2 separate regions of the Mus musculus genome follow, and region 2 is linked to region 1. A link is a loop called in an ENCODE intact Hi-C map of the cell type or tissue named here. Cell type or tissue: heart. All regions are shown on one strand. Links, peaks and the distances in the headings refer to the core of each region. The heading gives the core; the rest is flanking DNA.

Evidence for each region. A loop is a pair of places that touch in the nucleus more often than their neighbours do. Peaks named below come from ENCODE experiments on the same cell type or tissue, not always from the same donor. Only the 100,000 strongest peaks of a DNase experiment are listed, where the experiment ranks them.
Region 2: it touches region 1 in a loop (4-fold over the local background); 9 of 42 quality-filtered maps call a loop at or near these places.

Annotation. Positions count from the first base shown.
Region 1 is chr2:160,724,721-160,736,110 of GRCm38, forward strand. It overlaps Plcg1 (phospholipase C, gamma 1), which reads left to right and starts at 6,590. Exons shown (of 34, transcript NM_021280.3): 1 at 6,590-6,624; 2 at 6,998-7,313. The coding sequence starts at 7,097. It overlaps Gm52567 (a long non-coding RNA gene), which reads right to left and starts at 6,027. Exons shown (of 2, transcript XR_003954082.1): 1 at 4,986-6,027. In heart, for the core only: CTCF peaks have their summits at 5,299 (motif pointing right) and 7,404; DNase peaks (open chromatin) are centred at 5,371, 6,521, 6,871, 7,301 and 1 weaker place; H3K4me3 peaks cover 3,352 bases; H3K27ac peaks cover 2,034 bases.
Region 2 is chr2:160,787,580-160,798,969 of GRCm38, forward strand. All of the region lies in intron 2 of Zhx3 (zinc fingers and homeoboxes 3), which reads right to left. Among named protein-coding and RNA genes, the nearest start is that of Plcg1, 62 kb to the left of the region's middle. In heart, for the core only: CTCF peaks have their summits at 4,016 and 5,801 (motif pointing left); a DNase peak (open chromatin) is centred at 9,562.

The DNA.
Region 1 (11,390 bases), core at 1,712-9,711:
GTTCTGCAGGATATCCACAGAAACCTCTGGAGGACAACTCAGGACTCGCTGTTCTAAGCCTGCTGGGTCTGGGTTTCCTGTGTGTGAAAAGCACCTCACTGAACCAGGCAGACTCAGCCCTTGGCCCTTCCTTCCAAGCTCATATCTAGTAATTTGTCGACTTTGAAATTCTTTCCTAAATACTTGTACCACATATAGGCATTTTCCCAATTTTTAAAATTTCTTACATTTTTTTAAACCTTTTTTTTTTCTAGAACTTTTATTTCAGCCCTTGCAGATCCCTCCTATAAGACATTTTCAATTTGTTCGGAACAAAAGAGCACTTCTTGGAGAACATACTGCCCTGAAATGACCTCAGTCAAGCTAGTTTTGGATGCTTATGAGTAGTCCCCTGATGACAAATCAGTAAACAGGGAGGGAGGGGAGATTTAACAGACTTTCCCCACAACCCTAAGGAAGCAGCCTTTTTGAAATTGCCATATAGATTTTTTAGGTTAAATAATTACGCTGTACTTACATATTTTAAAAAATCTTTCAGAGAAAATATTCCTGGAAAACAGTGCTCATCAGTGCAGAGGCTGGGGCTAGTGGTGTAGGCCAGAGGCAGGGCCCGTGACCCTGGGGTCTGCCCATAACACTATAAAACCACCACCACCAAAACCGTCAATGTAATCAGTTCCCAAAGTTGGGTGGAGGCTCACTATACTAACTGTCATGCCTGTACTTACATTGGAAAATCCTTATAGCCGGGCAGTGGTGGCGCACGCCTTTGATCCCAGCCCTTGGGAGGCAGAGGCAGGCAGACCTCTGAGTTCGAGGCCAGCCTGGATGTTTAAATTAAGGCAATTATGCTTAAATTAAAATTCCCAGTGACCGCAGATCTGCCCTATATACTGTCTGGGTAGAAGTTACAAGGAGTATATTTTTCAAACTCAAACTTCACACGTAAGATGGGTGCATCTTAGGGCTAGAGAGATGCTTAAGGGGTTAAGAACACTTGTTACTCTTGCAGAGGATTGGTGTTTGGAACCTAACAACTACATGGTGGCTCACAGCCAACCAAGTAACAATTCCAGGTGATCCAGTAATCTCTCCTGACCACTGTGCACCGGGCACACAACTGGTGTGCATGCGTATACACAGGCAAAGCACTCATACACAAAGTAATTTTTAAAAGGTAGGTACAGCTTACGTGTAAATTATTCTTCAATAAGTCTGGGCTTTCAGAAGCAGTGGGGACGATGTGCTTTGATAACATTGGATGGTTCTCTCATGGTGAAAAAGACAGACTCAAGGCTGGAGAGATGGCTCAGCAGATAAGAGTCCTGAATTCCCAGCAACCACATGGTGGCTCACAACCACCTGTAATAATATCTGATGCCCTCTTCTGGTGTGCCTCAAGACAGCAACAGTGTACTCATCTATAATAAATGAATAAGTCTTTAAAAAGAGAAAAAGACAGACTCAAAGATTCATGCAAAGTTTACTGATAGGACTGAATGTAGGGAATCAATATTTATAAATAGTTTTTAACAATCCTATTCAAAGTATACACGTGCCACTGAACACATACTTGGCATTTTAATCATTCATCTTTAAACCTTTGTACTTCCTTTGCAGAAACACTCCACAAAATACCTTGGGGTGACCTTATTGTGAAAGGAATAGTTACCTCATTTGGAGAGGCTGTTTGTCATGAATACACAGCACCTCTCACTTTGTTCTCTTCCCATAATCACTAAAGAATCTAGATAAGGTCCTTCTTGCTCCCTGTGCCTTTGTCAGACCAAGCATGGCCTGTTTCTGAACAGGCTTGCTGTGTTCCTGCCCTGCTGAGATTCTCTAGAAGGCACAGTAGGGATGTGTGCTGGAACAAAGGGGGCGAGAGTAAAAGCAAGTCCATGCTGGTCTCAGTTTCCCCTGTCTTCAGCACCACATGCTTGACCTCAGTGAAACAAGCACTGTACCGGCCGTTCCTGGCTGAAGAGAGCTAATGGGAACAGTCAGTAGTGAGGCAGCCAGGGCTGTGGACACAAGAGGTTGTTGGGAACTGTTGGCATAGATGTGAGTTATGGAGCTTTTGTTCTACAAGACAGGGTTTCTCTGTGTACCCTTGGCTATCCTGGAACTTGCTCTGCAGACCAGGCTGGCCTCAAACTCATAAAGATCTGCCTGCCTCTGCCTCCCAAGTGCTGGGATTAAAGGTGTGCCACCACCACCCAGCAGGTACGATTTTTAACTTGAGTAAAAACAAACAAAACCCCTAAAGTTCCTTTAAGGGACTGAGAATGCAACTGACTTAAGGAAAGGAGCCCGGAGGTTATGATGTCAGAAGGGATGGGGCCCTAGATAGGTTTGCAGGTCAGAGGACAAGGGCTTATACTGCAGGTTCACTGAGGTGTGCACTTAGGAAGTGCTTGCTGCATGTACAGTTAACAGCAGAGGAAATAAGGGACGGAACACAGCTTGATGAATGGATTAAGCAGACACTTCAAGTCTAAGTCTTTGTCTCCCTCTGTGAACGGAACATCACTATGCTCTGACATGATGACTTCTAGAGTCAATCATTATAACGAAGAAAAGTGTGTTAGCACTTGGTACTAGCCTGCTAAGAATGCCCTCTGTTATTTTAATCACATACATAGTCATGTGAGAATATTTTCTTATAATTTAATTCCAGGAAAATGTTATTCCCTTTCCACAGAACTAGTTAGCAAACATTGAGAGTCACTACTTTAGCTACTATAGAGCTCAGCCACAGCTGCCTCTTAATCGCAGCAGCTCCATTACCACTCAACCATACTGTGATTGCCCTTATAATCACATCTCCCATTTCAACCACACAGCATTTTTGTCCTTTTGTGTTTTAAGTGCCCTCTATTTTTCCTAAAGAGCTTGGTGCAGTGGTGCCCACTGGATGTCTCAATTCTTGGGAGGCTGGGGAGGCCTCAAGTTTAAGGCCAGCCTGGGTTCTACAAGCAAGACCATACCTGAAGAAAAATGCAGTGAACATAGCAGCGTACCTGCTTCCTGTTCAAGGAAAGACTTGTCATCACTTCTGGAAGAAGTGTAAATAGAAATCCATCTGCCAGTCCGTCAGCTCACAAAGAGCCAGGAGGCTGAGGATGAACGTTTTGCAGAACAATGAACATCCATTCCAGGATAGCACTGCACAACACAGTTCCCTGGAAGTTGTCTGAGGCTGTTCGCACTCCCATCTCCTTCCTGTTGCTTCCACAATGCTGACCTTAGGGCTGCTCCCTAAAAAGTATTCTACCCACTAACCTATCAGAGACAGCACCCTAAAACAAATTCCGACCTAGCCGGGAAGCACAGTAGCTCACATTTTTAATCCCAGCAAGGCTGAGTTGCTGAGTCAGGAGAATAGCTAAACTCAAGATGAGCCTGGCTTTGACAAACTTGTACAAAATAACTAAAAACAGAAAACAGAGAAAGTGAGGTAGTTCTGTGGGTAAAGGTACTTGCTGTTAAACCTGATGGCCCGAATTCTATCTCTAGGACCCACATGGTAACTGTAAATAAAGAAGCTCACTTAGGATACCCAAGATATAAGATACAATTTGCTAAACGCATGAAATTCAAGAAGAACGAAGACCAAAGTGTGGACACTTTGCCCCTTCTTAGAAATGGGAACAAAACACTCATGGAAGGAGTTACAGAGACAAAATTTGGAGCTGCGACGAAAGGATGGACCATCTAGTGATTGCCATATGCAGGGACCCATCCCATAATCAGCTTCCAAACGTTGACACCATTGCATACACTAGCAAGATTTTGCTGAAAGGACCCAGATATAGCTGTCTCTTGTGAGACTATGCCGGGGCCTAGCAAACACAGAAGTGGATGATCACAGTCAGCTATTGGATGGATCACACGGCCCCCAATGGAGGAGCTAGAGAAAGTACCCAAGGAGCTAAAGGGATCTGCAACCCTATAGGTGGAACAACAATATGAACTAACCAGTACCCCGGAGCTCTTGTCTCTAGCTGCATATGTATCAAAAGATGGCCTAGTCAGCCATCACTGCAAAGAGAGGCCCATTGGACTTGCAAACTTTATATGCCCCAGTACAGGGGAACCCCAGGGCCAAAAAGGGGGAGTGGGTGTGTAGGGGATTGGGGGGTGGGTATGGGGGACTTTTGGGATAGCATTGAAAATGTAAACGAGGAAAATACCTAATAAAAAATAAATTAAAAAAAAGAAGAAGCTCACAATATGCTTACCACTGTTCTAAGTAGTTATTAAACGCAATATGAGATCAGGCCCACAGGCCAGAGGGGCAGCTGGGCAGTCTTTCCTTGACTCCAGGAACAGGCTTGGTATAAGCTAAGGTTGAAGCATGAGTGTTGCCTGAAATAAGCCCCAATCTGGGCTAGTCGGGGTGACGTCACAGGCAAGTGCCTTGTGTGGGGGCTAGAGCACCTCCCAGACAGCACAAATGTATATACATTACCAGTGACACCTACACATCCTTATATATGCTGAGCTGGGGGAAGCCCATACTGGCTACACCCTGTGTGTGCCCTACTTTTCCCAAACTTCCTTGGGTAGAAGGAGACACCTAAGGCCTAGGAAGCTAGGAAGAGGAAATGAGGCCCTGTTTCCCAATTATAGGCCTGGCAAACAAATTGCTGTTGGAAGAAAATCATGGAGCCCCTGGGGGTGGGGGTGGGGTCTTGTTACAGACACAAAAGCAAAAAAGGTTTGGGCTGAACACAAGGAAGCTCCCAGAAAATAGAATTTTAAAGCATACTGTAGCCTCTAGGCTGCTGGAGTTGGCACAGAAAGCTCAACAACGATTACAACATTTTAAGAGGGTGTCTCCTGAGAGAACCGGCCAGACCAGGCAGGCAGGGAAAGGCCCTGTTCAGCTCCATCTGCCCTCTCTGTCTAATCATCCTGGCTGGCCATTCCCCTCCACTGAGTAAAAACCCCAGGGCCTTTGCACATGCTGTTATTCATACCTGGAAAGTACTTTCCTCCAGCCTTCCCTTCAAAATACATATGTCCATCTCTTTACACCATTTGGCCTCTCTTGAAGTCCTACAGACATAAGACACAGCTCCTCTTACTTAATGATTGGCCAGCTAGCCAATGGCCACCAGGATTACCTCTCACCCAGTGGGCTCTCTTGTGGAACACAGACACTCAGCTTCCCACTTATTACATAGCCTGACTTCAAGTCACGGGGCTCTGAAACCTTGATTAGAAGATAATTAGGATCATGAGTTGTGCAAGCCAACCTCAAGTCCAGTTTCCGCCTACATCAGAGGCCTGTCACTAGGTGGCAGTCAGTCTATCTCAACTCCCCAGTCCCTCAGGACAAAGTTCCTCAGTGGTATACAGAATTCGGACGTTCTTGAGACCACCCTCAAGGGAAATAGCGCATCTGTCACTATTTGCCTGGCAAAGCGAAGGTGGCCCAGGTGGGTGGGTTGTCCAAACCCATACATCACAAATTCTAGTCTCAGGAATCCCAGGGGAGCTTTCCTGCAAGGGGATGTTGTGTGGGACTTCTCACCTCTGAAATGCAGATGCTGTCCAGAGCTGCAGGGTAGCTGTCCAACTAACTGTCTGCTCATCATTGGCCAGACGGCAGGATCAAGGGATGCCCTCGGGTTTACCCGTGCTGTTCAGAGAACGGCTTTTGGAAGATTGATTTTAAGTTATTTAACAGTCACAGACAGGTGTCATGTCTGGAGAATAGAGGCAAAGTCCGCGGTGAGGGATGAAGCAGGAGAGATAGGGGAAGGCAAGACAGGACTGCTGGGCCACGAAGCTGTGCTGATTTGAAGCACAGTGGGAATTCACGTACGCAATTTCAAAGGCTTTAGTGGTAAATTCTGAAGCTCAGATGCAGGCAAGACCCAAGAGGATAGTGTACACAGAGAGAAGAGGGGTCCTCAGGATCGTGCGTAGAGTGGAGAGAGCCCCAAAGGCAGGAGGGAAGAGCCTCAGTGGATTACTTAGGGATGAGGGAGAGAAGAAAAAAGGTTCTTGCAAGGTGTGGGGTCTTCCAAATTCAGGAGTTCACTGCCATATAGAGAAGGTGTAGCGGGTGAAAGGGGCCATGTGATGAGGATGGCAAGCAAGGCTGTGGCGCAGATGACGAGATGCCTGGGTCGGGAGGTCAGGGGAGACCCAGGATTGGGGTCACCTGTGTCTGCGCAGAGGGGAAGCCACCCTGCAACTGGCCCAGCACTGAGTCCAGAGGAAAATGAGGCAGAGGACAAACCAGAGCTTCGGAGACTAAGTGCAGGTAGGGCGCGGGCGGAGCGTGAGGAGGGCAGCGGACCACGCGAGAGGCCTCGAAGGCCACCGGACCCGCGTCCGAGAGTCTGAGGGCCCTGCCCACACCTGCGTGGCCCCCTCCCCAGAGGCCACACTCCAAGGCCACCCTAGAACCCGTCTGTCTGCTCAAGCCCTTGCAAAAGACGTCTGCGCAGAGGGGGCGTGGCAGGCGTGCTGTCACTCACGGCCTGTTAGCCAATCCACGAGTGCGCCCCTCCCCGGAGAGGGTGCGCGGAGGGCCCGCCCCCGCCGCCACCGCGGGTGTGAGGAGGCCAGGCTGGCGCGGCTCCCTCCGCCCGGCAGCCTTGCCAGGTAACCGGGTTCGGCGGGAGGGCTGGGGGTCGCGCAGCCCCCTCGCTCCCTGGGAGGCGTGCACACTGCCGCGGCGGGTCCCGTGTGGGCCGGAGGCCCGTGCGCGCGTCGGACCGACGGGCCGCAGCCTGTGGGCGGGGTTGCGTGCGTGACGGGCGGCCGTGCCCCGCGTTGTGTCAGGCCTGCGCGGGGAAAGCTCGGCCGAACCGAGGTGTCCAGGTCCGCCCGCTGCGGCCTGCCCCGGGTTGCGGGGCGCAGGCGCGGCGGTGGGCGGGGGTCGTCCCCAGGAGCGTCTTTGTTCCCGGCGCGCTGAGGGCGGAGCCTCACCCCGCCCCGCCCCCGCGCTCAGTCCCCGCCCCGCGTCCGCCCGCAGGAGCTGCCACCGGGTCCCGCTCGCCTCCCCGGCCGCCGCCACCGCCTCCGCCTCCGCCGCTCCGGGCCCGCCGGCTTGCGTCGCCGAGGTCGCTGCAGCATGGCGGGCGTCGCGACCCCCTGCGCCAACGGCTGCGGGCCTGGCGCACCCTCCGAAGCCGAGGTGCTGCACCTCTGCCGCAGCCTCGAGGTGGGCACCGTCATGACTTTGTTCTACTCCAAGAAGTCGCAGCGGCCAGAACGGAAGACCTTCCAGGTCAAGTTGGAGACGCGCCAGATCACATGGAGCCGCGGCGCGGACAAAATCGAGGGGTCCAGTAAGTGCGCCCCACTCCGGCCTGCCTCGCGCCTGCCCGCCTCCCAAACACTTGGGCAAACTTTCGGGCCTCGCGCCTGGCGCCCCGTCTCCGCCCAGTCCCTGGTGGTCACTCTGGGGCGGGTGGAGGGGGGCATCCGGGTCTTGGATCACCTGATAGGACACCCCCTCCCCCAGTAGGGGGGGAGTGTTCCAGGCACTTTGCCCTGAGGCCTAAGAGTCCTCACTGGTTGGACAAGTGGAGTGGGATTCCGGCCCTTAGCATCGGGCGGCTGTCAGTGGCTGTGAGGGGAAGCCAAGACAGGGACCCCCTCATCCAACCTGAGAACCTGGGGAACCGACAAGATCTTCCTGCCCACTGCCATTTCTCCAGAGTGTGCTGTCTGTGAAAACTCCTAAGAGCTCCGGGATGGGCTTATTGGCGCAAGAACCTTTGGAATCCTCATGTAGAACTTAGGCAGATGTTGGGGTAGGGCTGGTTGTGGAGCAGAGCGGGCCTACTCATCTCCCTCTTCTTTGGGAGGATGGGGTATGAAAGCTAAAACCGTGACTGCTTCCCCCTCCCCATGTCCCGTGGATGGTTTTTTTTTTTTTTTTTTTTTTTGCCCCAGATCTGAATTTTGGAGGTCCATGGTGCTAGGCAGCCATCCAAAGCTAGAGCCAGGGCTCCTTTGCCCTTGCAGCATATAACAAGGAGCTTGCATTCAGAAAGGTTCCCTGGCCTTGGGTTTTGAGGTCCAGCCCTTTGTGTTGGATGTTCTCGTGACCACAGGGTAGCCCAGAGTTGCTCCTCTGGTTTCCTGTCGTAGCCTTCCCAGACCTGAGTGTGGTGGGTTTACACACAAGTCTCTGGTGGGAGAAGTAAGTCAGGAGTTTTGAGAAACCTCGGCTCTTTCTGATAGTCATTTTCCTCGGTGTGAGGCAGGATGAGGAGTCTTTGCAACTCCAGGCTTTGAGATGTTTCTTACAAGAACCCCCAAAGAGTCTATGGTTGAAGGGACCTAGCCTAAGAGCCAGGTCTGTGTTAGAGAAGGGGGGGTGGTGTCAGGAAGTAACAACGGAGAGAAGGTCCCACAGATCTTCCTGGGGATGGTGTACATGTGTGTCGATGGGTGAGGAGATGAGGAGGAAGGAAGGTTTCTGTGGTAAGACAGCCATCCTCAACTACAAACTTCAGGTCTGACAGAATTGGCCCTTAACCATCACCAGTGCCCATCAGCCCTGGCCTCCGCTGGAAGAACATTTCAGTGATTTTCAGTGTTGGGGGATGGAACTGCAGACAGTTCCGGTAGTCCTGAGACATCACTCAGACATCAGGTTGCAGGCATGGCATTTTACGTTTGTAGTATTTCCTGTGTTTAAGTGGTGGCATTAGTTCCCCGGTAGCTAGCTCTTGGTAACAGCTGCACTGTAAACCGTGTGTGTAGCCCAGTAGTGGAAGATAGCTATGGTATTTGAAGCCAGTGTGTTAGCTGTACGTCACCCAGCCAGGTGCTTTCCCTCTCGGAGCCTCGGTTCCTCTGTAAGTTAGAAGAAGTATATTTACTATAAATGGTCACTTTTGGAAGTGAGATAGTTGGTGTAAAGTAAGCAAACTAAATATGTAATAGATGCGAGCAGAGACGTTACAGAAGTTTAAGAACCAGTTATTAGTAGCAGTAGCTATGGTAGATGCTTGTCCTCCTAGACCCTGGGATGGGGCTTCTGAGGGAGGTCTAATGTGGCTGTTAGAAAAAGAAAGGGCTCTGAGGGAGGAGGGCCGAGAGAGGGTCCCGTTCTCCTTAATTCATTACCCAGGAAAAAAGAGGAAACTCTTGTTTTGCCGTACATCGTTTACCCTTCTGTTCACCTGTCATGTAAGATGAGTTTCTATGTTTGGAATTTTGTACATTGGATGTCATTGTGAGTTGGGGCCTGGACAGAAAGAAGGGACTTAGAGACAGAACCATCCAGTCCGTTTTGTCTCACTTGGGTCTTTGAGGATGGGTGGCAGGAATACAGAGGACGTCACCTTTCCAGACCCACAAAAGTCACCCAGAGATATGCATGTTTTCATTGGGCCCGACCCTGTGATTTTTGGGGTCCAGAATGAAGGCTGCAGACTAGCCTGTGTGGACTTCATACCTTGTAAATGGAGCCCACCACCGAAGCCCTGCCCCACTTCTGCTGGAATGCACCTCACTGCCTTTGTGGGTTCCCAAACCTGCAGCCTCCTGCAGATTGTGAAAAGGATTGAGTTGCCAGCTGGGTCCCCTACTGTCTGGTCTCTTGTTCAGATGCCTCAGGTATTTGACTTTTTGCTGATAACCTTATCCCTACCTGAAGCCAGGCCAGAGAGAAAGACTGCCGCTGTCTGCCCTCAGGGTGCTCACGGAACAGAAGGACAGGCTGACTGCCATTTCCTAAATCTTGAGTTCTCTCACTGTGACACTTGTGAAACTAGTTAGCACCTTCTGATGTCTAAGGCAGCGGTCTACTTGAGAAGTGCTTTGGTGCTGTTTGGTTGTGTGACTGAAGTCAGGCTGGTGTCTGGCATTTATGTTGCAGAATTTAGTGAGTTAAAAGCAGCCATAGACTTCCTGCCCAGTGCTAAACAGACTTTTCACTCTGACTGCAGGCTAGTCCTCAGAGGACTCTGCTCCCAGGTTGTGTTGGTGGTAGGCCTTGGTCTCCTGTTTTCTGTAGCCTTTGTTGCCCCTTGTGAAGAGAAACCTCCATGTTTAGGTGGTATTTACAGGCAGAGACCTCCATCTTCATCAAAGACGCCTTCCTAGGCTTTCCATATGTAATGCCTGTAGTGAGATGGCTCAGACCTATTCTTCGTGAGGTTGTCCAGTTAAGGACCACTGTTGGCATAGTAGCTCCAGTAGAGACTCTAAAGCTATGTTGTTATTGTGGTGAGGATTGCAGTACCAAGGGGCTGGCTCTGAGAGTAGGTCCGTGGCACCTAAGAATTGTCTGCACATGTCCCTCAAGGATTCCTTTTTGCTGGCCCACAGTGAGAGAGCAGCAGAAAGCATGCGCCTGGATCTCCAGAGCCAGCCATTCCCGCCATGTGCTTCCTCTTTGACTATCATTTTTCCAGGGGAAGTTAGACCTCTTAGTGTTTTCTTGGCACCTCTGGCTTGCCTGCTGTGAAAGTTTTCGGGTCCCCTGAACCTGCTTCATAAATGACTAGCAGAGATGAGCAAACACAGTACCAGGAAGCCCAACACCCCAGCTTCTCCCTGGGACTTTGTGTCTGGAAGGGGAAGGTCTGCATAGATGCACATAGACTTGAGTTGGAGTTTAGAGAGCTTGATCACATTGCTTCATGTGGCTCTTTGCAATTATGTGCATTTATTTGTTCAGTAAATATTGTTTGTACACCCCTTATTTGACTTGTGGAGGAGACAAGACCAGAATGCAGTGATGAGAAGAAAGGGCTGAGCACAAAGTAGTAAAGCCCTGGGCAGAGAATGCACACTGGCTGCAGCTCGCCTGCTCTGTGACTTCCAATGGGCTACGTGTCCTTCTGAGCTTTTCATCTGTTCACAGCACCGACTTCGCGGTTCCTAATGAGGTTTGGAGGAGTGTTTGTGTAAAGTACTTGGCGGCTAGGGTGCTGTGGTATGGAATCTGACAGGAGAGAAATAGGATCGAGTCCCCAAGAGGGCCAGGTTAGAATAGATGTGTCTGTTGTGGTCAGGGGCTGGTGCCTGGCCACCAAGTCCTTTGATGAAGGGCATGAAGCTACAGTTCTCAGCAGGGAGGGCCTCTGTGATCAGGGCTTTCTGCTACCTTGGGTCTTGATGTGGAGAGAAGGCAGTTGGCTGAGAGTGGCTGCTTGGACATCAGGGTTTGTCTCTAAGCCAGTTCAGCTCTTGAGTTGTCTGAATGATCAGGGAGGCCCAGTCTTCCAGGAAGTGCTGTGACACAGCCCAGAATGGTAGGCCTACATCCGCTTCTGTTAACTCAGAGTGTCTCTTCTCACTCTCTTTTCCTATGGAAAGGGTTTCAAGGTCAGTGTATCCTTCACTGAATACACTGGAGGAAGTGCCCGAGGTCATAGACGCCTGCTGTTGAGTCTTGCTGTTAG
Region 2 (11,390 bases), core at 1,798-9,797, 63 kb after region 1:
TAATTGCTACAGAAACAAGTAAGAATGTAGTAGGCTAGTGGGGTTGAGCCTTAGATCATTCAAATAGGTGACAGGGATGGTAAATCACATTCCTATATACCCCAAATATCTCGACGCTGACAAACTTTAGGGGGGTAGATGCTGTAGTACTATGCATGGGCACTGCCCCTACAGGATGCAGTACCCAAACACAATCTGTGTTTGCCTGCATGTTAAAGCCATAGCTCTAAGGGAACTCAGAAGCACCCACTGTTGAGGAAGGGGGAAAGGGTGCAGCCCAGATGCCTTCCCAGATAGACTTTCACATGGCCTGCTCTGCAGGCTCTTATGAGGGTCAACAAGGCTCAGCTGATCACAACTGTGATGTTTACTTTCTTAGTTGATCTCCCTGGTAGGCACAGATAACTTAACTGTTTACTACACAACCAACAAGTTCTTTCTGTATTTGACTTGTCTCATGGTTGAAGGTCTTCATCTTACACTTTAGTAACTGCCTGTGCAGTGTAAGCACCTTCAATTCATTCTGCAGACTCTCTTGGGATCAGTTCTTTGAGCACAGCCAATCACCAAACTATATCCTCAGTCCTTTGCGCACATAAAAATTTGTGTCTGTCTTTTCCAAATGTGGCAATTAGAAATGAAAGAAGTCCTCAATTTGCAGCTCACCCAGAAGAGAAGTCAGTGGGAACCGTGTCTACCATTGTGATACCTCCCACATCTATGTCAAAATCTTGTTTCATTTTTTTTTAAGGAAGCACTGCTGGGCTGGGCAGACAGGGATTATCCTACCACAGGCCCTGGTCATTCAGGCAGACATTCCTAATACTTCCAAACTTTCTGACCTTTTCCTCTTCAAATTCTACCATGTCACACAATGCTTGGCATATAATGATAGTTTTTAGTTATTAAACACATGGATAAATGGGATCTAGGCATGGAGTTAAGAATTCTAATACCTGGACGTGGTGGCGCACGCCTTTAATCCCAGCACTCGGGAGGCAGAGGCAGGCGGATTTCTGAGTTCGAGGCCAGCCTGGTCTACAGAGTGAGTTCCAGGACAGCCAGGGCTACACAGAGAAACCCTGTCTCAAAAAACCAAAACCAAAAACAACAACAATAACAACAACAACAAAAGAATTCTAATAGCACAGCGCTATCTGTATTGGCTTACACTATAGCTCGCATGAGCTGAAGCCCTAGTTCAGGATGTAGTCCAAGCAGATGAGAGTCACACGCAGTCTGTACCTTCATCATCTGCCGACATTACTACTAACCAGGGTTACTACTAACCAGGGTTACTACTAACCAGGGTTACTACTAACCAGGGTTACTACTAACCAGGGTTACTACTAACCAGGGTTACTTAGTACAAAAACTATTGGCTTTCTATTGTCTGGTTCTTTTCACTCAGCTGTCTCAATGTCCTTTTATGTTGTAATACTGTATCACAATGCCCTTCCTTTTGAAGACTAATATTCCACTCTCTATATCCATCACATTCTTTTTTATCTCCTTGTCTGTCAGTGGACATTAGGCTGTGTCCACCTCTTAACTCTTGTGAATAATGCTTCGAAATAGGAGTTCATAAGTGAATAAACATATGCTTTTCCTTAGTCCTCCCTCCCCAATCCTATGATGCTGGTGGGGCAGCAGCTGCAGGTGTCATCAGCTGGCCTTATCTTTTAGTTCTTGTCATTAAACTAGCTTCCTCTAAAGCTTGTTTCCTAGTCCTTTTTAATGACAGTTTGGTTGTCTTCTTTTTAAGTGAACTCTGTTGGCATTTCCTCTAGGCTCTACCCCACAGTTACTTAGCAACAGTTAGGTATGCCTGACTCACTATAAAAGGGTCTACTTGCCCCCTTCTCACTCTCCTGCTCTTACTCCCTTACTTTCTGTCCCTAGTCTCCCTATCCCCCGCCCCCATGTGCTCATGGCCAGGTTCTACTCCATTCCTCTACTCTTTCTCTTTCTTTCTCTCCCTTTCTACCTTTCTCTGTCTCTACTCCCCCCTCAACTCCCCTCTCCATGCCCTAAATAAACTCTATTTTATAGTATACCTTCGTCTTGAGGCTGGTACCTCAGGGGGAAGGGATGCCTCAGCATGGGTCAGCAGAGGCACCGCCTTCTCCCATACCATACTGTGCCTCCACTAAACATATCCCTGGCTTCCTTTTCTTTTTATAAAGAACAACAAACTCAACAAGTTAATTTTTAAATTTATTCTACTTGTCAAAGGGGGAAGAAAGCTATTGAGCCCTTTCTTGCCTTTTCTGTTAAAAAAGTTCTAGTTCCTTCATCCAGAAAAAGGCAGTGCTCCATCAGGGAAAAGTTGCAGAAGTACAGGCTCCAGTCTCTAGAAGCAAAGGCCAAACTCTAAAGTACACACTCACTTCTGGAGGTGTGTTCTGAATGCTGTTAAGGTTACCATTTCTTTCTTGATAGGCAACCTTAAATGCCATCCAATGGGTTGCTCAGCTTAAGAGTCAGGATACATCTACAAAATCCACTTCTGATCTTCTATCAAACTACCAGGCCCAACTGTACTTCATCAGTAAAGTTCCATATTTTCCCAGAGCTCTTCAAGATCATAGTCATGTCCAGCCTCTTTTTAAAATGCACCAGTACTGCTCACTAGGCTTCTTTCTCCATGGTCCGATGGCTTTCCAAAAGCTACACTTCCTCATCCTACCCTGGGGGTTAGGATTTCGATGCATAGGTTTGGGGGACACAAACATTCAGAGCACTGCACCAGATGTCCAAGCAGAGATCTCCCTGTCACTCCCACATCATGTGCCCTGCTCCGTTCTTCCCCTATGTGCTGTATTAGTAGGCTTTGTCCTCTCTGACCAAAACAGCTTGAGAACATGGATTACCTACTTGTCTAATTGTTGTGACAGACTTCCTGACAAAGGCACTGAAGGAAGGGACTTGCTGTGGCTCACAGTCCAGGGCACAGCTCACCACACCACTTTTCACTCTTGAATGTGTCCCTTGATAAGTAGAACTCAAGATTTTGAAGTAGTTCAATTGGTCTTATCACCTTCTGTCTATCTTTTCAGTGTCATAGATAAGAAAACATTACCTAATCTAATGCAATACAGATTTTTTCCCCCTGTGTTGTCTTCAAAGTGTTTTATAGTATTAATTTTTTAATTTGGTCTTTGATCCATACTGCATTCATTTTTCCTGCATGGTGAAAGGGTCTAGCTTTATCTATCTGCACAGGGATATCTAGTTTTCCCAGCACCATTTGTTAAAAGGACTGTCCTTTTTCCACTAAAAAGAATGATCAAAGATCAACTATGTGTGTATCCTGTTAATTTCTGAGCTCTCTATTTTATTCCATTGATCTATGTTTCCATTAACAATTTTAATATTGATATATATTGAAATTATATTTTAAATAAATTAAATAATGCTTTATTTGTTTTGTTTTTCAGTTGGACTGCTAGAACATTTAAAACCACACATACAGTTTCTACTATATTTGTACTGGGCAGCACTACCCTAGATGCTGTGAATGGAGCCGCAGGCAGTTGGAGGCACTGTGGGATGAACTGATTCTGAGATCTCTTCCCCCTTCGCTTTGCCTACTATTACAGAACACGGGGAGAGGGAAACACGGTGGCTAGGGAGGCCTGTGAGTGGAGCACACTCAGGTTTCAGAACCTGGCTGCTTCAACACAGCAGCCATTAGCTGCAGGTGTTCATGTACCTACCAGACACTCACGATGTAGCCAATGTGAAAATTCAGAGTTCTGTAAGTGTAAAATACTGCAAAGACATAGTACAAAGGATAAAAGATCTAAAAAGTTAAACCAATTATATATTAAAACAATTAATATATTACTATATCTGGTCAAATAAAATATATAAATTACTTACTGTTGCATATACATGTAAGTACATATTACATATGCACATATTTGTAAAAGAAAAGCTGCATGGGAGAGCATGGGATACTCCTGTTGGAGTCAGAAGACCACTTTCAGACTTAGCTCTGCCTTTCCACCAGGGGTCCTAGAGTCTCAATTTAGATTTTCAGGTTTATGCGACAAGCATTGTTATTTACTGAGACATCTCTCTGGCCCATAAAAATATATTATTAATATTAACTTAGTTAAGCTTCTTTCTCTTTTTCTTTCCTTGTTCTGGTTATTTTCTTTCCCTCCCTCCCTCCCTCCTTCCTAGCCTTCCTTCCATCCTTTCTTCCCTTCGCTTCCCTTTCCCCTCTTCCTTCTTTGAGACAAAATCTTACTATGTATCCCAGGAACTTACAAACTCTCTGCTTCAATGCTAGATTATAGGTATGTGCCACTATGCCCAGATCTATTTTGCTTGGGTTTCCCCCCTAGACAGGCTCTCATATAGCCTAAGGCAGCCTTGTATTCACTATACAGTCACAAATGACTTTAGCCTCGTGATGTTTCTGCCTCCATCTTCAGAGGACTGGAATGACAGATGTGTGGCAAAATGACTCTGTCTCTGCTCTACTTCGTTTTTCAGTGCTGGGAACTGAACCCAGGGCTTCCCCGAATGCTAAGAAAGCACTTGACCGCTGAGCTCCGGAATTATGAGTGTCCTCCACCAAAACAAGGCATTTTCTATATTTAATGATCGCTTAGACCCACGGTCTACAGTAGGGCTCACTTGCATACTTTATGAATTTGGAAAAATTGACTGTATTCACTATTGCAGCATCATGCTGTGTTTACCTTCTTATCCTTTCCTCCCACTGCAAACCACTCATCTTTTTCCTACTTCTGCAAACCTGTCTTTTCCAAGATCTATCATAGAACCACAGAGCATGTGGATTCTATGACTTACTGTTATGCAGTAAAGTTCCATGCGTGCCTGGCCACACTTAAGTCCCTGTTCCTGAAAGTACTAGCCTCTCTGCCCTCTCCTTCTCCTCCTCCTTCTTAACCGCCTCAATCTCTAGCAGAGTTGAGCACACAGTATACACTCATAGATGTTGAGTCTACAATGACAAAGATACAGGGAAGGACTAGCTTCTCATGGAAGTCACAACCAGACAGAAAAGGATCTCACACAAACAGGTTAGGCTGAAATGTCTGTTCATCAACAGCTAGAGTCATTCACAAGCTGCAATCAACACTTTAATCAAAAGTATTTCAAATGTGTCACAATGAAGAGTTAGAGAAAATAGCCTCTAATGGTCAGAAGACTGGGACTGGCTTAGAAGCCTGGGGACTAGCCACAGAAACAGGATGGCTAAAACCACATTCCATATCCATTAAATACTGATGGCCAGACAGACCTTACCAGAATAGAGGCACTGAAATGAGCCTTTGATGTAGTTTCCACAGAAAGCCACCAACATGATTAAAGGACTAGAAAATGAGATTTATGGGTTATGGTCAGAGGAACAGAGACAACTTTGCCTAGACAAGAGAAAAGGCTAAAGAGTGACTTAATAACCATTTTCAATCATTGTTATTACACAGACAACAGTAACCAGATGGTCTCCATTTCCACCAAAGACAGAATATTGAAAAGTACTTAAGCTGCAGCATTTAAAAAAAAAAGTTGTCTAGGTTAACAAAGAACCTGACAGTTAAGAACTAGAATACAGTGAAACAGACCCAGGGAGTGTGGGGTGTAGCATTTCTGAACCCCTTATTAGACTGGAAAGCAGCAAAAGAGAAGGGCGTGTTCAGGCAGTCCTTTGTTGAGAGCCATTTCTCAACTGGCTACTCCTCAAAGCTTCTAACAACTAACCATAAGAAACAAAAAAGAAGGTATGAACATTGAAGCATAGCACCCTCTGGTGTACATAACTGTCCTTCGATCAAGGAACATTCTTGAAGTCATGCTTCTCAATATCTGAGATCCAAATCATGATAAAACTTAGACAAATGTACAAAGTTACTATAGGATTCATTTATCACTATATCTTCTATTATCAAGCATATACCATGCACTCCCTTTGGAACAAGGATTACCATAAAGGCAACTTCAACTCCCATACTTAGTCAACACTGGTATCACCCAATAGCCTTCTGAATGTTGAGTTCAGACTTTGGTACAGCAGTTGTACCAAAGTTGGCAGGTGAGCACTTCGTGTTGAGGCATGATAATACCATCTGCCAAATAATACGAATTTGCCGAATTTTTTAAGTGTATCTATCATGTACAAAAGTAAGGAAACAACATGCTTCTGTTCTGTTATAGTTAATGCTACACACAGCCCTTCCTCACTAATACCACAGTCCTCCTAGAAACATAGGATCAGGATATACATGTTGAGATATCCCATAATACGGTACCAATTTCTGTCTTAGTTAGGGTTTTTATTATTGTGACAAAACCATGACCAAAAGCAATTTGGGAATGAAAGGGTTTATGTCATTTTATACTTCCAGGTAACAAACCATCACTGAGGGAAGTCAAGGCAGGAATTCAAACAAGGCAGGAATTCAAACAAGGCAGGAACTGAAGCAGAGGCCATGGAGGAGTGCTACTTACTGGCTTGTTTCCTTAGCCTGCTTTCTTCTTCTTTTTAAAAAAAATACTTATTTATTTTATGTATATGAGTACACTGTAGCTGTCTTCAGACACAACAGAAGAGGGCATCAGATCCTATTACAGATGGTTGTAAGTCACCATGTGGTTGAACTCAGGACCTCTGGAAGAGCAGTCAGTGCTCCTAGCGACTGAGTCATCTCTCCATCCCCTAGTGTGCTTCCTTATGTCATTCAGGACCTGCCCAAGGGTGGTACCCACAGTGTGCTGGACCCTCTTACATCAATCACTAAGAAAATGCTTGACAGACTTGCCTTATGGAAGCATTTTCTTAACCTAGAGTCCCTCTTCCCAAATGACTCTAGCATCTGTCAAACTGACATAAAACTATGCAACTCACTACTCCCTACATCCCAAATTCTAACAGGCTGTGCTTACTCTTCATAAGATATATCTTCTTTTGCCTTTATCTTTTTTATTTTTGCTTTTATTATTATTATTATTTTTAATACAAAAGGCATTCAGCCAGAAACCTTCTGCCGGCTGGATGAAGGTTTACATGCCTGTAAAGCTAGCAACTGGGAAGCTGAGGCTAAAGAATTATTCATTCAAGGTCCCTCTGGGCTACATAAATAGACTCTTTCTCAAAATAAATGAGAATTTTAAAAATCCTTTATTTTAAAAAAGATTTATTTATTTTTATTTTGAATGTTTGAGTGTTTTGTCTGCATGCATATATGTGTATCACATGCATGCCTGGTACCCTTGGAAGCCAGAAGAGGGTATTAGATCCCTGGAACTGGAGTTCCAGATTGTAAGGAGCCATGTGGGTACTGGAAACTGAACCCAGATCTTCTGGAAGAGCAGCAGGAACTACTCTTTACTAAGCCATCTCTCCACTCTTTAAAAAGAATCTTTTATACTCCTCTCCATAACTTTAGTCATCTTGGTAGCAGATGGCAAGCAAGTTCATTTTCATGATATACATACTTCTTGCATGTGATTCACCTTGCCAAGAAGATGATGTATTCTAAATGAGTCTCACAGTTTTGCTGAGAGGAACAGACAGACACAGGTAAAACCTGAAGCTCATAGTTCTATGGGCACACTTAAAAGGAAAAGGCAGCCAGGCAGTGGTGGCGCACGCCTTTAATCCTAGCACTCGGGAGGCAGAGGCAGGTGGATTTCTGAGTTCCAGGCCCGCCTGGTCTACAGAGTGAGTTCCAGGCCAGCCAGGACTATATAGAGAAACCCTGTCTTGGAAAACAAACAAACAAACAAACAAACAAACACAACAACATTAAATAAATAAATAAATAAATAAATAAATGGGAACATTAGAGAACAGTTAGCAAATGTCCCTAAGGACACCAGGCAGAGTTCACATCCTGTGAGTGAGAGAACAGGACACATTGAATGAGAAGGGGTTGTGTAGGCAGGAGAGGGGAATATGCTTCATTCTAGGTGTAAAAGGCCCAAGGTTTAAAAATGGCTCAGTCACCCCTTAGAGCATGGAACCATGCAACACACTTTCCCATATTCTGCCATGTCTTTAAGGAGTAATAAGAGAAAGGCCTGGAGCATATTAATCCGCTACTAGGACAGTATATACCTAATGGTCAAACAACACAAAGACCATGCTCTAGTTCCACAGCAGTGAGCCAGTCAGGGTCAAGTCAGGCTGCAAGCACAGAGTGTGGCTGGGACAGCAATTTCTCTGACTCCCTTCTTAGTTCCCTTGCCCGGCACAACCGACAGCCTCATCCCAGACCCACCCCTACTTCTGCTGCACTGTACACTGCCTCAAACTCTCAAGCACAGTGTTCCTCCTCAACAAGATTTATCTGAGCAAAATCTGTTAAGTTTTATCACTCTGCCTCTATCACATTATACTATGGAATACAAGCGAAGTTTGGTGGCCAAGCTGGTACATGTGATTAGAATTTTGAGAACAAAACCCTAGACCTATAAACCAAATACCATCCTCTGCCTAAATGACCTGTTTTGTTCTTCCTCAAAGCCATCTTTGCCCACTATTTTATATTGATAAACTGTCTCCTAGCCCCCAAGATAGGAGAAGGGATAGCTATTACTCTCTTTTCAGTTTGGAGTTACCTATTTCTTTCTTTTTCTTTTTCTTTTCTTTTCTTTTTTTTAGGTATTTTCTTCATTTACATTTCCAGTGCTATCACAAAAGTCCCCCATACCCTCCCCACCCCATTCCCCTACCCACCCACTCCCACTTCTTGGCCCTGGCGTTCCCCTGTACTGGGGCATATAAAGTTTGCACAACCAATGGGCCTCTCTTTCCACTGATGGCCAACTAGGCCATCTTCTGCTACATATGCAGCTAGAGACACGAGCTTGGGGGGGGGGGGTACTGGTTAGTTCATATTGTTGTTCCACCTATAGGGTTGCAGATCCCTTTAGCTCCTTGGTTACTTTCTCTAGCTCCTCTATTGGGGGCCCTGTAATCCATCCAATAGCTGACTATGAGCATCCACTTCTGTGTTTGCTAGGCCCCGGCATAGTCTCACAAGAGACAGCTATATCTGGGTCCTTTCAGCAAAATCTTGCTAGTGTATGCAATGGTGTCAGCGTTTGGAGGCTGATTATGGGATAGATCCCTGGATATGGCAGTCTCTAGATGGTCCATCCTTTTGTCTCAGCTCCAAACTTTGTCTCTGTAACTCCTTCCATGGGTGTTTTGTTCCCAATTCTAAGAAGGGGCAAAGTGTCCACACTTTGGTCTTTGTTCTTCTTGAGTTTCATGTGTTTACAAATTGTATCTTATATCTTGGGTATTCTAAGTGTCTGGGCTAATATCCACTTATCAGTGAGTACATATCATGTGAGTTCTTTTGTGATTGGGTTACCTCACTCAGGATGATACCCTCCAGGTCCATTTCAAACTGAAGAACACCAAGCAAAAGGGTTTAGCTAGGGAAATGGCTTGTTGAGCACTCGGGAGGATGTTGAGTGTACAGCCTCCTGAGAGAAAAGAGAAACCTGACCGAGTACTGTAAAAGTAGGTCACTGCTTCAATAGCTGGCAGCATGCCCCATCTTGTTTCTGACTTCAGTGTCACAAGAAAGGAACTGCCCAGTCTTAGAATAGGTGCTCCACCACCAGCTGGCTACCTCAGCCTGGCCTTCCAGCTGGCATTCTAGAAGCAGCACACAGGCCAGGGCACTGTGGAGTTCACCAAGCCTTTGTCATTGCTGACATGAAAGAGAGATGGTGAGGTTTTTCTATTTTGTTTTGGACAAGCTGGGAGAGAGTTCAAGGCTGTCCTGTGAGTATTTCCTCAAACTTATTAGCAGGGTTCAGTGAGATCACTGCTGTATGTGCAGGCAGCCTTGGCTGCTAAGGCATCAAAATTCTGGCTCTGTTGGGGAAATAAAAAAGCTGTGTTTTTCCCAAAAGGGGGGAGGATAAGAATTACTGATGGAGAATATCAAATGCCAGTAGACTAGAAATAATGAAGTTTTTTTGGTGTAAACTTACATAATGCTATTAACCTTTGTTCACTGTGAAAAAGAAATGACAAAAAAAAAAAACCTCTGTAACTTTGTTGATTTAACCTAAGTTTATATTTAATCAATCAAAGTGAATGCAAGTGAAGTCAAGTATGCCTATAATCCCAACTCTTAGAAGACTGAAGCAGGAGGATTGTCACAAGTTTAAAGACTAAGAGTGAAATCTTGTCTCATAATTAAAAAATAAAGGCAAGACTTGAAAAACATCAAAAAGTAAGTCATTATTTTGCAAAGTTGTGCTCAGCCAGACTGACTATGCCTTGTAAGGTAGAGACCTCACGTTCCTAGGCTCCTTTTTATGGTTAGAGCTACTGATATATTAAAAATGGAAAGTTATATATCTACCAAATACCATATGATTCCAAGCTGCAAGTAAGAAACCCAATTTAAGATGGCTCACAATAAAGGAGTGTTCTGACATGTGAAACAAAGTTCAGTGCAGGGTGGCTTCAGTTTGACTTAGGTATTCTACTTTGTTAGTCTATCCTAAGGGTACCTTCCCTAATCAAGGGTAACAAACAACAATCCCAAGCTTCCAATCCCCCCAAATATAGGTCAGAAGGAAGGCTGACTTTGGGGGTAGGGCTGTTACAAGACTGAGGACTGTTTTTGGTTTTGTTGTTGTTGTTCTTTTGTTTGTTGTTTTTTTTCCTCCCAAGCTCCTTACAAACTTTCTGGGTCATAGCCAGCCCTGAACTCTCCACTGGCACTATGGCCACTGGATTCATCCTGGGTTAACATGTGGAGTTACATGGCTTAGTTAAGTAACCAAGACCCAAGGTTAGAGCTCAGAAGGAAGTCCTTTTTGTATGAGAATGAAAACAAACATGATTTGCTAATACAGAGAGGGAGGAGGGAGGGAGGAGGAGGGACATGGTGAAAGTACAGAGTTGTCTCTTTATCTGATACATAATTTGACCCTCAGAGTGCTAATATTAAGAGAAATGTACTTTGAGTGGTACTGTTTCATTACTTAATAACCATAAATACGTAATGCCTGTCCAGAGGCAATTCCTCCTGGAGGACACTCAGGTAGAAGCATGCCTTGGAGCTCTGCATAAGGAAACCAGGCAAAGGTACAGTGAAATGCATGCAAGGGCTATGCTTATATTGCTCTCCAGAAGGCAAGGCACAGACAGCAAGTTATTATTATCTGGTGTTGTTTTAGTAGCTGGATCAGATGATGTGGTCAGATCCTTCCTTTCAAATGATCTTAGGAATGGTAAGGTAAGGACTGACTTAAGAACAAGATTTCAGAAAATGAGCTCAAACATGACCTCTAAATTGTTTCAAACTATTGTTATTTCAGACAATTCTCTCCATGTGTACTTGTGTGAGTGTGTGTGTGTGTGTGTGTGTGTGTGT